Linked DNA regions of Homo sapiens: region 1 is linked to region 2. Evidence: chromatin contacts called from ENCODE Hi-C or POLR2A ChIA-PET data. All regions are on one chromosome and are shown on one strand. The core of a region is the stretch at or near the end of the contact, and the rest is flanking DNA. Distances in the headings are between cores, read along the strand shown. Region 1 overlaps OTUD5 (OTU deubiquitinase 5). Region 2 holds the start of ERAS (ES cell expressed Ras).

Evidence for each region. Hi-C counts contacts between places; a loop is a spot of excess contacts on that map. ChIA-PET counts read pairs that join two places held with the same protein, here RNA polymerase II (POLR2A). Pooled maps may share reads with other maps.
Region 1: a pooled map shows a loop between it and region 2 (3-fold over the local background). The contact joins the enhancer-like site here to the promoter of ERAS in region 2. A Hi-C loop is called at or near these places in 6 of 50 pooled maps. POLR2A ChIA-PET finds 5 or more read pairs at or near these places in 7 of 52 experiments (H1, HEK293, HEK293T and 4 more).

What each region holds. Positions count from the first base shown.
Region 1 is chrX:48,944,104-48,950,536 of GRCh38, forward strand. It overlaps OTUD5 (OTU deubiquitinase 5), which reads right to left. Exons shown (of 9, transcript NM_001136157.2): 2 at 87-180. Among named protein-coding and RNA genes, the nearest start is that of OTUD5, 10 kb to the right of the region's middle. Within about 2 kb of position 1,892, at least 2 of the 41 ENCODE cell types and tissues checked have a DNase peak (open chromatin) inside an H3K27ac peak, as active enhancers do.
Region 2 is chrX:48,825,172-48,831,159 of GRCh38, forward strand. It overlaps ERAS (ES cell expressed Ras), which reads left to right and starts at 1,342. Exons shown (of 2, transcript NM_181532.3): 1 at 1,342-1,378; 2 at 3,910-4,698. The coding sequence starts at 3,953. The coding sequence ends at 4,654. It overlaps PCSK1N (proprotein convertase subtilisin/kexin type 1 inhibitor), which reads right to left. Exons shown (of 3, transcript NM_013271.5): 3 at 5,925-5,988. RefSeq lists a silencer at 1,160-1,209 and an enhancer at 5,761-5,988.

The DNA of each region.
Region 1 (6,433 bases), core at 642-3,141, 120 kb after region 2:
CAACCCTGTCTCAGGGGCTATTCCTGATAACTGGGACACAGCTTAGGGGCAGCCCTAGGCCCTTAAGGACTAAGGCAGAGACTCACCTACAGCCCGGAAGAGACAGGCGCCATCCTCCTTCATCTGCTTGATGATGAAGCCCTTCTTGTCTCGTAGGGCCTTTTCAAACCAATGCTCCTGCTGGAGGGAAGAGGTGGGGGTCAGCAACAGGGAAAACCTGTACTCCCTCCCCAGGGCCCCGACCTCAAGCTCCCGAGAGGCCTAGATCATTGACAGAGAGGACGCTGGCCAAGGTAAAGTTCTCAGCCCTGTTTGACCACTCCATGCATGTGAAGTAGGAGACTCTTTTAGGGAATTAGTTGCTGAGTGAAACTAAGACTTACTTCCAAAAGGGTCCTAGGTGCCCTGAGAACAGTGGCCCCATATGCCTTATGGCTTCTGTTGACCTTGCAGGGCCTGGCCCAGGGAGCCACACTGCCTCAGGCAGCCAGAGACTCAGACCCAGCAAGTGCCTGGGTGGAGAATGTGGCTCTACCTCAAGGAGTTTCATCTAGGAAAGGTGGTGAAGAGGGGGTAACTAGCAAGAGCCTAGATCCTGAACCTGACAAAGGGCTAGAGGATTCCAAGATATGCTGTAGGCCGGGCATGGTGGCTCACACCTGTAATCCCAGCACTTTGGGAGGCCAAGGTGGGTGGATCACCTGAGGTCGGGAGTTCGAGACCAGCCTGACCAACATGGAGAAACCCCGTCTCTAATAAAAATACAAAAGTAGTCAGGCGTGGTGGTGCATGCCTGTAATCCCAGCTACATGGGAGGCTTAGGCAGGAGAATCGTTCGAACCCAGGAGGTAAGAGGTTGCGGTGAGCTAAGATCACCCCATTGCGTTCCAGCCTGGGCAACAAGAGCGAAACTCTGTCTCAAAAAAAAAAAAAAGAGATATACTCTAGAAGGCAAAAGTGTGCAAACAATGTTCTCATCTGTGACTGAACACATTTAACAGATATCTACACATATATACATATGTATGTATACAAACACACGTACACAAAATTGGGAAGGCTAGACAGCAAAATATCCCTAAGTCCTGGTGTTATCAGCGATTTTATTGCACTTTCCCTTTTATAAAGTTACACTAAACCCAAAAAGCTTTGAAAATCAAGTCTTTTTTTTTTTTTTTTTTTTTTGAGATGCAGTCTCACTCTTTTGCCCAGGCCGGAGTGCAGTGGCACTATCTCGGCTCACTGCAAGCTCTGCCTCCCGGGTTCATGCCATTCTCCTGCCTCAGCCTCCCGACTAGCTGGGACTACAGGCGCCTGCCACCATGCCTGGCTAATTTTTTGTATTTTTAGTAGAGACGGGGTTTCACCATGTTAGCCAGGATGGTCTCGATCTCCTGATCTCGTGATCCACCCACCTCGGCCTCCCAAAGTGCTGGGATTACAGACATGAGCCACTGTGCCCGGCCCAAAAGTCTTTATCTAATTCATTTGGCATCATAACCTGACCAGAACTGACAAGAATCTATTTATCCCACTTGGGGTAAATATTCAAATATTTCAATGCAGAAAACATTCAGGTGTTTGATTATGAGGTGCTGCCTCAGACCCTGCTGGAGGTGTTATGTAACACAAAGTATACACACCAGGTAAGTTTTATAAATTGTTTTTTTCCTAAATTCCAAAGCACACCTGGCACCACGAAGGTTCAACTTAAATGAACCTGTACAAATGCCTATTTTTTAATTAAAAAAATAATGACCATATAACCTCTTAAAACATAATTTTCATTTCAAAACAAAACCAACCAGAAGCAGCAGACCTTTCCTGGGCCCCTCACGCCCTCTGCTGGCTACCAGAAGCAGCCAGCCTGACCTAGCAACAAGGCTGCAAACTACAGGATCCCAAGCCTGCTCCTTGTGGACACAGGCCTGCCCAGGGATTTATAGGATCTGGGGTATTAGAGACCAGACATAGGGGCCCACCTATCCGTAAGGCCATTTTTCCCCAGCTCAAGCAAGGGGTGGAACCCATCCCCTAAGAAAGCCAGAGGAGAAGCATCTCTGGCAAAGTTGTAAGCACAAGGTTTGGAACGCAAGAGCTCTGGGTTCCAACCCCAGCTTTGCCACACACTTGCTGTCTGTTATCACTCTCAGTTTCCTATAGAATGGGGGATATGTTGATCTACCGGACAGAGCTGTGAGGAGTTTCAGGACCTAAAGAAGCTTTGTAAATAACGTACCATATACTAGGGGAAGTTGTCGCCAATCACAGAAGGGGAGGAGATCAGCACAGAGATTATGCACAACTGAGAGACCCTCAGAAAGTCCCAGGTGAGTAGCGGGACAGGAGGGGAGGAAGAGGTGACAAGGGAATACCCAGCCAGTCCCATCATCAGGGCCCACACCCCAGGAAAATGTGGCTGGATTTCTAGAGATGACAAAGACACCTGGAAGCCCTTAATGAGCTTCCATGCGCAGCACAAGGACTCCTGTTTGTGCACAACATTCCAGTGGTCCAGGTGTCCCTCCTTGCCCCCAAGCCTGTGGATTAACACACTCCAGCCAGTTATGCCCAAGTCCATCCTGGCCACACATGGTCAGCCATCTCCCAGAGTCATGGGCCTGCCCCAGCCAGGGGTCTCCAGCAGGGATGGTGCAACCACAACTATAGTCCCAAACCTGACACAAGAATAGGTTCTTAAAAAGAAGGGAACACAGCGACTTCCTGGCTTTGGAGAGAGGGGAAAAAGAGAGGAGAAAAGGAGATCAAACAGGAGAGGGGCTCCTACTTATCCATTCAAGAAAGACTTACCAGGTAGCTACTAAGTAAGATACTGGGCTGGGCAGTGAGGACAGTGAAATGAATCAGACTTAGTCTCCACTCTTGATAAGCTCACAAACTACTTAGCAGAGGGGTAGGGAAACAGGTAACCACCACAAGGTATGAACAAGGCTGTGAAAAATGTAAATGCCAGGTGTTGTGAAACAGAAAGAGGCTGGGCGAAGTGGCTCTCGCCTGTAATCCCAGCACTTTGGGAGGCCGAGGCAGGTGGATCACTTGAGATCAAGAGTTCAAGACCAGCCTGGCCAACATGGTAAAACCTTGTTTCTACTAAAAAATACAAAAAAAAATTAACTGGGCATGGTGGTGCATGCCTGTAATCCCAGCTAAATCAGGAGGCTGAGGGAGAAGAATCGCTTGAACCTGGGAGACAGAAGTTGCAGTGAGCCGGGATCATACCACTGTATTCTAGCCTAGGCGACAGAGTGAGACTCTGTCTCAAAAAAAAGAAGAAAAGAAAAGAAACACAGTCATTGGGCCAGGCACGGTGGTTCACACCTGTAATCCCAGAACTTTGGGAGGCTGAGGTGGGCGGATCACCTGAGGTCGGGAGTTTGAGACCAGCCTGACCAACATGGAGAAACCCCGTCTCTACTGAAAAATACAAAATTAGCCAGGTGTGGTGGTGCATGCCTGTAATCCCAGCTACTCGGGAGGCTGAGGCAGGAGAATCGCTTGAACCCGGGAGGCGGAGGTTGTGGTGAGCCAAGATCGCACCATTGCACTCCAGCCTGGGCAATAAGAGCAAAACTCTGTCTCAAGGAAAAAAAAAAAAAAGAAAAAAAGAAACACAGTCATTAAGGCTAGCACCTGAGAGGAGGTGCCACCTGACCAAAGGATTAAAACACCAAGACCTCCAAAAATGCTTGTTAACTGGATGAGAAATGAAGTCACTTCTGCCACGAAGTACCAGGAATGCCTGGAGCCCAGCAATGAATTCAGTAGAGCTAAAGTTCTGGGTAGTACTAGGCAGGTAAGCAGGGAGGACCAGGAAGAAAGATGAACTCATATTAACTGAATACCTGCCCCATGCCAGATGCAAAGGGTGACCTCGTTTAATTTTCCTGACCACAGCCCAGGTGGCAGGAAACATTACCCTCACTTTACAAAGGCAGAAAGGAGGCCAGACACGGTGGCTCACGCCTGTAATCCCAGCACTTTGGGAGGCCAAGGCGGAAGGATCATCTGAGGTTAGGAGTTTAAGACCAGCCTGGCCGACATGGCGAAGCCTTGTCTCTACTGAAAATACAAAAAATTAGCAGGGCGTGGTGGCGTGTGCCTGTAATCCCAGTTACTTGGGAGGCTGAGACAGGAGAATCGCTTGAACTCGGGAGGTGGAGGTTGCAGTGAGCCGAGATGGCACCATTGCACCCCAGCCAGCCTGGGCAACAGAGCAAGACTATGTCTCAAAAACAAAAACAAAAACAAAACAAAAAACAAAAAAACAAAGGCAGAAAGAGAAAGGAGCTGGAGTTTGGATACCAGCAAAGCCTAGTGTAGAGGCAACAGGGAAGGCCCCCACGAGCCACAGCATGGAGGACATACCTTGCAGCCCATCCACAGAATATCCTGGTTTGTCTCTAAACATGAAAGAGACCTGAATAGGCCCCTCGCACTGCAGGGTTTGGGTCCTGGGGCAGTCAAACTGGCATCCAGGCTTGGATCTAGAGGCTGGACTGCTAGCCACCCACTGGCTTTGTCATCAGCAGCCTGAGGAGTTTGGGCTCTGGCCCTTCTCTTTCTCCTTTTGGGGAGAAAATGTTGCTCAGGAAGGGCTAGTAGGGGTGGGGGGTAGGGGATAGCTCAGCCATAGATAAGTTTAAGCTCCAACAATGCCCTGGCCTGAGGAGATTGTGAACCTTGCAAACTCATCGCTGAGCCTATGGGAAAATCCCTCCATATCTTTGAGCCTCCACAAAAAGGCTGAGTAAAGCTCCCTAACACCAGAGGATCCCAGGAGCTGAGGCAAGATTCTGTAACCTAGTGGTCTAAGGGCCCAAGTGAAGTTGGAGCAGGCTGTGGAACCCAACTGACTTAGGTTCCAATCTAGCTCCACCAATTATTAGCCATGTGATGATGAACTGCTCTGAGCCACAGTTTTCCAATCTGTGAATGGGGATACCAAGCCTCCCAATAATAGGGATGCTGGGCAGACTCAAATATTACAGGGCTTTGCCCAGTAAGAGACCACTTAATGAGTTCCCTTCCCTTCCCCAGGAGGGAAAAAAGCCTCTCTAGTAGGCTGATTAATAGCCACGCAAAGATATCAAACCCTAACCCCCCTGGAACTTGTAAATGTTACCTTATAATGAAAAAGGTAGGGCCAGGCGTCGTGGCTCATGCCTGCAATCCCAGCACTTTGGGAGGCTAAGGCAGGCAGATCGCTTTGAGCTCAAGAGTTCAAGACTAGCCTGGGCAACATGGTGAAATCTCATCTCTACAAAAAATACAGGCCAGGTACGGTGATTCACGCCTGTAATCGCGGCACTCTGGGAGGCCGAGGCGGGTGGATCACCTGAGGTCAGGAGTTCGAGACCAGCCTGGCCAACATGGTGAAACCCTATCTCTACTAAAAATACAAAAATTAGCTGGTCATGGTAGCAGGCGCCTGTAATCCCAACTACTCAGGAGGCTGAGGCAGGAGAATCGCTGGAACCTGGGAGGCGAAGGTTGCAGTGAGCCGAGATAGCACCACTGCACTCCAGCCTGGGTGACACAGCGAGACTCCATCTCAAAAACAAATAAATAAACACCAAAAATTAACCGGGCATGGTGGCTCGCACCTGTGGTCCCAGCTACTCAGGAGGCTGAGGCTGGAGGATCACTTGAGTCCAGGAAGTGGAGGGTGCAGTGAGCCAAGATTACGCCACTGCACTCCAGCCTGGGTGACAGAGGCCAGCACTGTCTGAAAAGAAAAGAAAAGCCCGGGCACAGTGGCTCATGCCTGTAATCCCAGCACTTTGGGAGGCCGAGGCGGGTGGATCAACTAAGGTCAGGAGTTTGAAACCAGCCTGGCCAACATGGCAAAACCCCATCTCTACTAAAAATACAAAAATTAGCCAGGTGTGGTGGTGGGCGCCTGCAATCCCAGCTACTCAGGAGGGTGAGGCAGGAGAATAGCTTGAACCCAGGAGGCGGAGGTTGCGGTGAGCCGAGACTGCGCCTGGGTGACAGAGTGAGATTCCACCTCAAAAAAAAAAAAAAAAAGAGAAGAGAAAAGAAAAAAAGTGTTTGCAGATGTAATTAACTTACATTATTAAATCTGGAGATGGGGGGTTATCTTAGAGTATCAGGTAGGACCTAAATGCAATCACAAGTGTCCTTATAAAAGAGAGACAGAGGGAAATTTGATACAGACAGAAAAGGAAACCACATATACAGAGAAGGCGATGGTGAAGATGGAGGCAGAGATTAGAATGATGCAGTCATAAACCAAGGAATGTTGGCAGCCACGAGAGGCTAGAGAAGGTCTAAATTCTCCCTGAGAGCTTCCAGAAGGAGTGTGGCCCTGCCAACACTTTGATTTGGATGCAGTGAAACTGATTGTGGACTTCTGGCCTCCAGAATTGTGACAGAATAAACTTCTCTCTCT
Region 2 (5,988 bases), core at 92-2,591:
ATGAGAAAATGGGTGCTTGCCTTATAAATAGGAGCCTCACAGCCAGTCCCAGCCACACCCACACCCTAGGCTGAGAAGGCAAGAAAACTAGCAGGAAGTATCCTTACCAGGCCTGTTTCCCCACTGTCTCATTGGCCTGACTGGGGATGGTGGGAGGTCCAGGTTTAACTTGAATGTGGTGGTCATGGTAGCTTCTTGGCAGAAGGGGTGCCTGCCATTGACCACAGGTGGGAAATTGGAGGACAGTCTGAGAGCTGAATTTCTCCCACGTGGTGAGAATTGCTTTGGCAGCTCAAGGGAGTTGGATCTGAGGTTTCCAGGACTTTTCTTCATGGCCACCTTATGATCCCAAGCTGACCACCACAGCCTTACTGAGTCAAGAAGAGGAGGGATGGGGAAGGGCCGGGGCTGCCCCGTTCTTGTTTTGTTTTGTTTTTTGAGATGGAGTCTTGCTCTTGTCACCCAGGCTGGAGTGCAGTGGCACGATCTCGGCTCATTGCAGCCTCTGCCTCCCAGGTTCAAGTGATTCTCCTTCCTCAACCTCCTGAGTAGCTGGGATTACAGGTGCCTACCACCACACCTGGCTAATTTTTGTATTTTTAGTAGAGACGGGGTTTTGCCATATTGGGCAGGCTGGTCTCAAACTCCTGACCTGGTGATCCGCTGGCCTTGGTCTCCCAAAGTGCTGGGATTATGGGTGTGAGCCACCACTCCCGGGCCAGGGGCTGCCCTGTTTTAAGAGCCCTCTGGATGCCCCACCTCTGCTGCCCTCTCATTGATCAGGACTGTGCATGTGGTTGCCATAGCTGCAAGGGAGCCTGGGAAATGTGTAGTTTGACAGGCAGCCGCCTCCAATCAGGGTCTTTCTTCCCTGACAGAATGACCCCTCCTCTGTCACTGTCTTTTCTCCAGAGCTACCAAAAAACCGAGTTGAGGCAGCACAGGCTCTGTGGCCTGAAAGAGCTTCCCACAAAACCGTTCCCAAAGTCAGGCCATCCTGGTCAAAATCTAACACCCAACTCTCCCACACACACACACCACCAACAGGAAAGCAAGGGAGAGGCGCCACAGGGGACACACGGGGAGGTTTGGCCGCCGTCCGTGCACCCCTAGAGGCCGCTGTGGCACCCACGTGCCTGTGCGCAAGCCGCCTGGGGGGGCACGACCCCTTGCTCCCCCGGGGCAATGGCACGGGCAGGGGCGGGGCAGTGGCAGGGGCAGGGGCGCGGCGCAGGGGGGTGGGCGGCCTGAGGAGCCGAGGGAGGGCGGCTGCGCATGTCCACTCCCCCAACCGCCGCCGGGGTGCCCCGGGGAGCAGCGTCGCCCCCCGCCAGGCCTGTCAGAGCGTCCCAGCGCGCCCGCCTCCCCACGGACACAGGTGAGCGAGGCGCCGGTGCCCCTGGCCCTGCCAGGCCTGGGGGTATCCCCGCGCCGGCTTTGGGGGATCGTCCCCCAAGCGCCAAGCCTTCTCCCGGGCGAGCGGCCCCTCACTCGGCCGGCCGGGAGGGGTGTCGGCGCTTGGCTGGAAGCGGGGCCGCCTCACCCGGAGTCGGGATGGGTCTTGACAGGATGCCCGGGCGACGCTGCTCACACCGAGCCCGAAGTGGAGTCCTGGTTTCGGGGACCCTTCCGCACTCCGAGCTTTGCACCTCACCCGGCCTCGTCCGGGAAAGCACGACCTGGCGAGGCCGCCCTAACCCCAGGTCCCGGCCCCTTAGCGCGCCAGCCTTGGTGAGCTGGGCGAAGCCCCCCAACCTGGTCCCAGCGGCTCTGAGCGCGCGGCCACGGGGACCCGCCGGGGGCTCCGCGCCACTTGAGAGGACCGAGCCCCCAATCTCCGGCGCCTCCCGCGGGCTGAGGCCCCGGGCCAGTGCCCTCGGCACGTGCCTCTGCGCCTCGGGCTCCTCCCGGGAGCGGAGCCTTGGGGACCAGGGCCGCGGCCTCCCTGCGCGTCGCGGGGACTGGGCGAGTGTGGCCCCGTCCCGCCAGGCACCTGGGGTGGAAGCTGCGCTCCGCCACTCGGCCAGGCCCCGGGCTTTTCCTTCCTCACCGTCGGCGCCCCCAGACTCCAGCCGCTCAGACCCCGACTTAAGAGGCAGCCTCGACCCCGCCTCTGCCTTCTGACCCATCCCTAAAGATGGCCGGGCACCCCTACAGGACCCCCAGAAGCCGACCTCTCCCTCCACGTGCGCCGCCGCCTCGCCCCTCCCCGCAGTCCTCCAGGTCTTCTTCCTGTCCCCAACCGTCGGGGACCCCCAAGCTCCGTCCTCCGCTTCCTGCTCTCTTTATCCCGCCCCCGCTCCTTCTGGGCCAACGCCGCCAGTGACTATTCCCAGGGATCCCTCAGAGCTGAGGACGCCGCGGCCGCATCCCCATTTGGGACCTTGCCCCGACTCCGACCTCCGGATCTCCAGCTCCACCAAACCTCGAAGCCACCATCCGCCCCCAAACTGCCGCTGCGCCAGGCTTTCGGAGGGGAGTCGTGGCAACAGCCATTAGGATGCACTAAGCAGGGCACTTCCTGAGCCCAAGGACACCGAGGGGCATTCACTGAGTGAATGGGGATGTGCTGCTAATAACTAACACTAATTGACCACCTGCCGTGTGCCCATCCTCTTCGAACATGCAACTTCCTTGTTCCTTATCTTGTTACTGTCTCTTTCTCTCTGCCAGAATCCAATCCTCACAAGGGCAGGGACTGGGGTCTGTTTTGTTAACTGCCATATCACAATGCCTGGCACGAAGGAAGATTCTTGAATTAATGAATGGAGATTAAATTATAATTTAAAAGCCTGGCATGAACTGAGCACCTTCTGCATGCTTATCACCCGCTACTGACATATAGTTCACTTTTTTTTTTTTTTTTTTTTTGAGACGGAGTTTTGCTCTTATCTCCCAGGCTGGAGTGCAAGTGGTGTGATCTCAGCTCACTGCAACCTCCGCCTCCCGGGTTCAAGCGATTCTTCTGCCTCAGCCTCCCGAGTAGCTGGGATTACAGGCGTCCACCACCACTCCTGGCTAATTTTTTTGTGTTTTTATTAGAGACAGGGTTTCGCAATGTTGGGCAGGCTGGTCTCGAACTCCTGACCTCAGGTGATCCACCCGACTCGGCCTCCAAAGTGCTGGGATTACAGGCGTGAGCCATTGTGCCCCGCCCCCTTTTTAACCTAGTTTGTTGTCTCTCACCCCGACCAGAATATAACCTTCATGAGGGCTACAGTTTGTTGTCTATTTATTGCCCAACTCCATGTCCTTGCCACACAGTAGGTTCCCAATAAATGTATGTTGAATAATTAATAAAGACTACATTCTAATGATAATGGCTAACAGACCACGTGATTTACATATTTATTTGGTTTATTATATTATCTGCCTCTGCCTTTTAGAACATAAACCTTCTGGGGGTGGGAATGTTGGGTCCCTACTGTCTGGCAGGCACTGTGCTGGGCTAGGGTTCAATGGTGACCAAAACCGGCAAAATCCTGCCCTCCCTCTGTCATGGGGAGGAACTGCTAATGGGCATGGGGATTCTTTTCTGGGTGAGGAAAATGTTCTAAAATTTACTTATGGTGATAGTTGCACAACTTCGTGAATATGCTAAAACCCGTTAAATTGGACACTAGCTGGCTGAACTTGATGGGATGTAAATTACATCTCAATAAAGCTGTTTGGGAAATCCAGCCTTCACAGTTGTTGATTCGCGTGAGGAGGGAAGGAGAGATGGGGGGACGTGGGACAGGGAGAAAACAACATAAATCATATATATATAGCATGCAAATTGGAAGGTGATCAGCACACAATAGGCATTCAATAAATGTTGAAATAATGACACCCCACTGTCTCCTTGCCCTCAAATGGTCTCCCCTAACGTATCCCCTGTTGTCTTGCTTCTTCTCTTCCCACTTGCAGAGCCTGCTGCCCACGTCTCTTCCCTGAGCTGCCTGCTGGGGTCATGGAGCTGCCAACAAAGCCTGGCACCTTCGACCTGGGCCTGGCCACATGGAGCCCTTCCTTCCAGGGGGAAACCCACCGGGCTCAGGCACGCCGCAGGGATGTTGGCAGGCAGCTGCCTGAGTACAAGGCTGTGGTGGTGGGCGCCAGTGGCGTGGGCAAGAGTGCGCTGACCATCCAGCTGAACCACCAGTGCTTCGTGGAGGACCACGACCCCACCATCCAGGATTCCTACTGGAAGGAGTTGACCCTGGACAGTGGGGACTGCATTCTGAATGTGCTGGACACAGCAGGGCAGGCCATCCATAGGGCCCTGCGTGACCAGTGCCTGGCTGTCTGTGATGGTGTGCTGGGCGTCTTCGCTCTCGATGACCCCTCGTCTCTGATCCAGCTGCAGCAGATATGGGCCACCTGGGGCCCTCACCCCGCCCAGCCCCTTGTCCTCGTGGGCAACAAGTGTGACCTTGTGACCACTGCTGGAGATGCTCATGCCGCTGCTGCAGCCCTCGCACACAGCTGGGGGGCCCACTTCGTGGAGACCTCGGCCAAAACACGGCAAGGCGTGGAGGAGGCCTTTTCCCTGCTGGTCCATGAGATCCAGAGGGTCCAGGAGGCCATGGCGAAGGAGCCCATGGCAAGGTCCTGTAGGGAGAAGACCCGGCACCAGAAGGCCACCTGCCACTGTGGCTGCTCTGTGGCCTGAAGGTCTTGGCCAAGAAATGTAGACCTTTCCCCAGGCCAGGGTGATTGTTCATTTGACATGAGACCCCTGAGGCAACTAGCTTTGAGGGACACATCAGGTATACTAGGGAAAGATGGACATCTCTCTTGTTTTCACTTGGTGAGGGGCTTTTTGGTAACATGGGAGTGCCTAATGTTGCTTTTGTTATGTCAAGTTGAAAGATTTTGTGCAAAATTAAATAAATGGTGTTTTGGGTTTCAAAGCTGCCTCCATGCCGAGTGTTGTGTGGGTGGGAGTGAGACTGGGTAGAATGTTACTTGAGTTGTGAGAATTCTTTCATTCAAGAAATTCAGGGGGAGCCCACTGTGTGCTAGGCTCCGCTTTATATATAAGGGAGGTAGAGGCAAACAAGACACTTAAAAATCCTTGCCCTTATAGATATGGCATCAGGCTAGATAGTGATAAAGGCTACGTGTTAAAGGCAGGTGAAGGAATAGGGTGACAGGTCCAGGAAAGCCTTCTTGAGAGTAGGTGACATCTGGACAAAAACCTGAAGATATCCAGAGGCAGAGGGACTAGCCAGTGCAAAGACCATGGCCACAAATCAGCTGCCACCACAGCAACCCTCAGTATATCCAGGGCCTGGAGCAAGAGTACAGGTAGGCCTCTACACTACATAACTAAATATGTAAACGTTCAGACATTACGAATCAAGCTTTACAAAGTAAATGAAATACACCCTATCCTACTTTGGCAAATACACTTTATTAGTGACCTGGATACCCAGGCTCCAATTTCTCAGCCTTCTCAGAGTTCCCTGCCAGAATGTGCCTGTCTGCCAAAGAGTGTGCCTGTACTGGGGCCTCCCGACCCTCAGTGCCCTCTCCCTTTCTCTCCGCTCTCTCCTTTTCTCTTCCCCACATCAGGAGGTGTTCATGTGTGCCTGCGACATCCCAGCCAGCACCTCAAGCTCTACTCACGTGCCCCACAAAGCCACCCCTTGGCCCTCAGGAGGATGGTCCCTTGGAAGATGATGGTGCAGGCCCTGAAAGTGGCCTCAAAGCCTGGGATCCCCATACCCAAGTGAGGCCTAAAAGGGGGACACAAGATCCGCGATTGTCCATGTGGATGTCTTCCCCTCCACCCCTAGGAGAGACATAGACTGAGCAGGTGATTGCTCTAAAGTGCAGGACCCAGGGTAGAGTCTCCTCTCTCCTGGTCTAAGGGCAACCACCACCGCGGGGAACCACCAGCCCCTAGAAACTGCCACTCACACAGACAAGCACAGAGCTGCTTCAGATCATGTTTATTGTGGGGCCAGGGGGTAGGGATCCTCGGGTGAGAGGGCTGGCTGG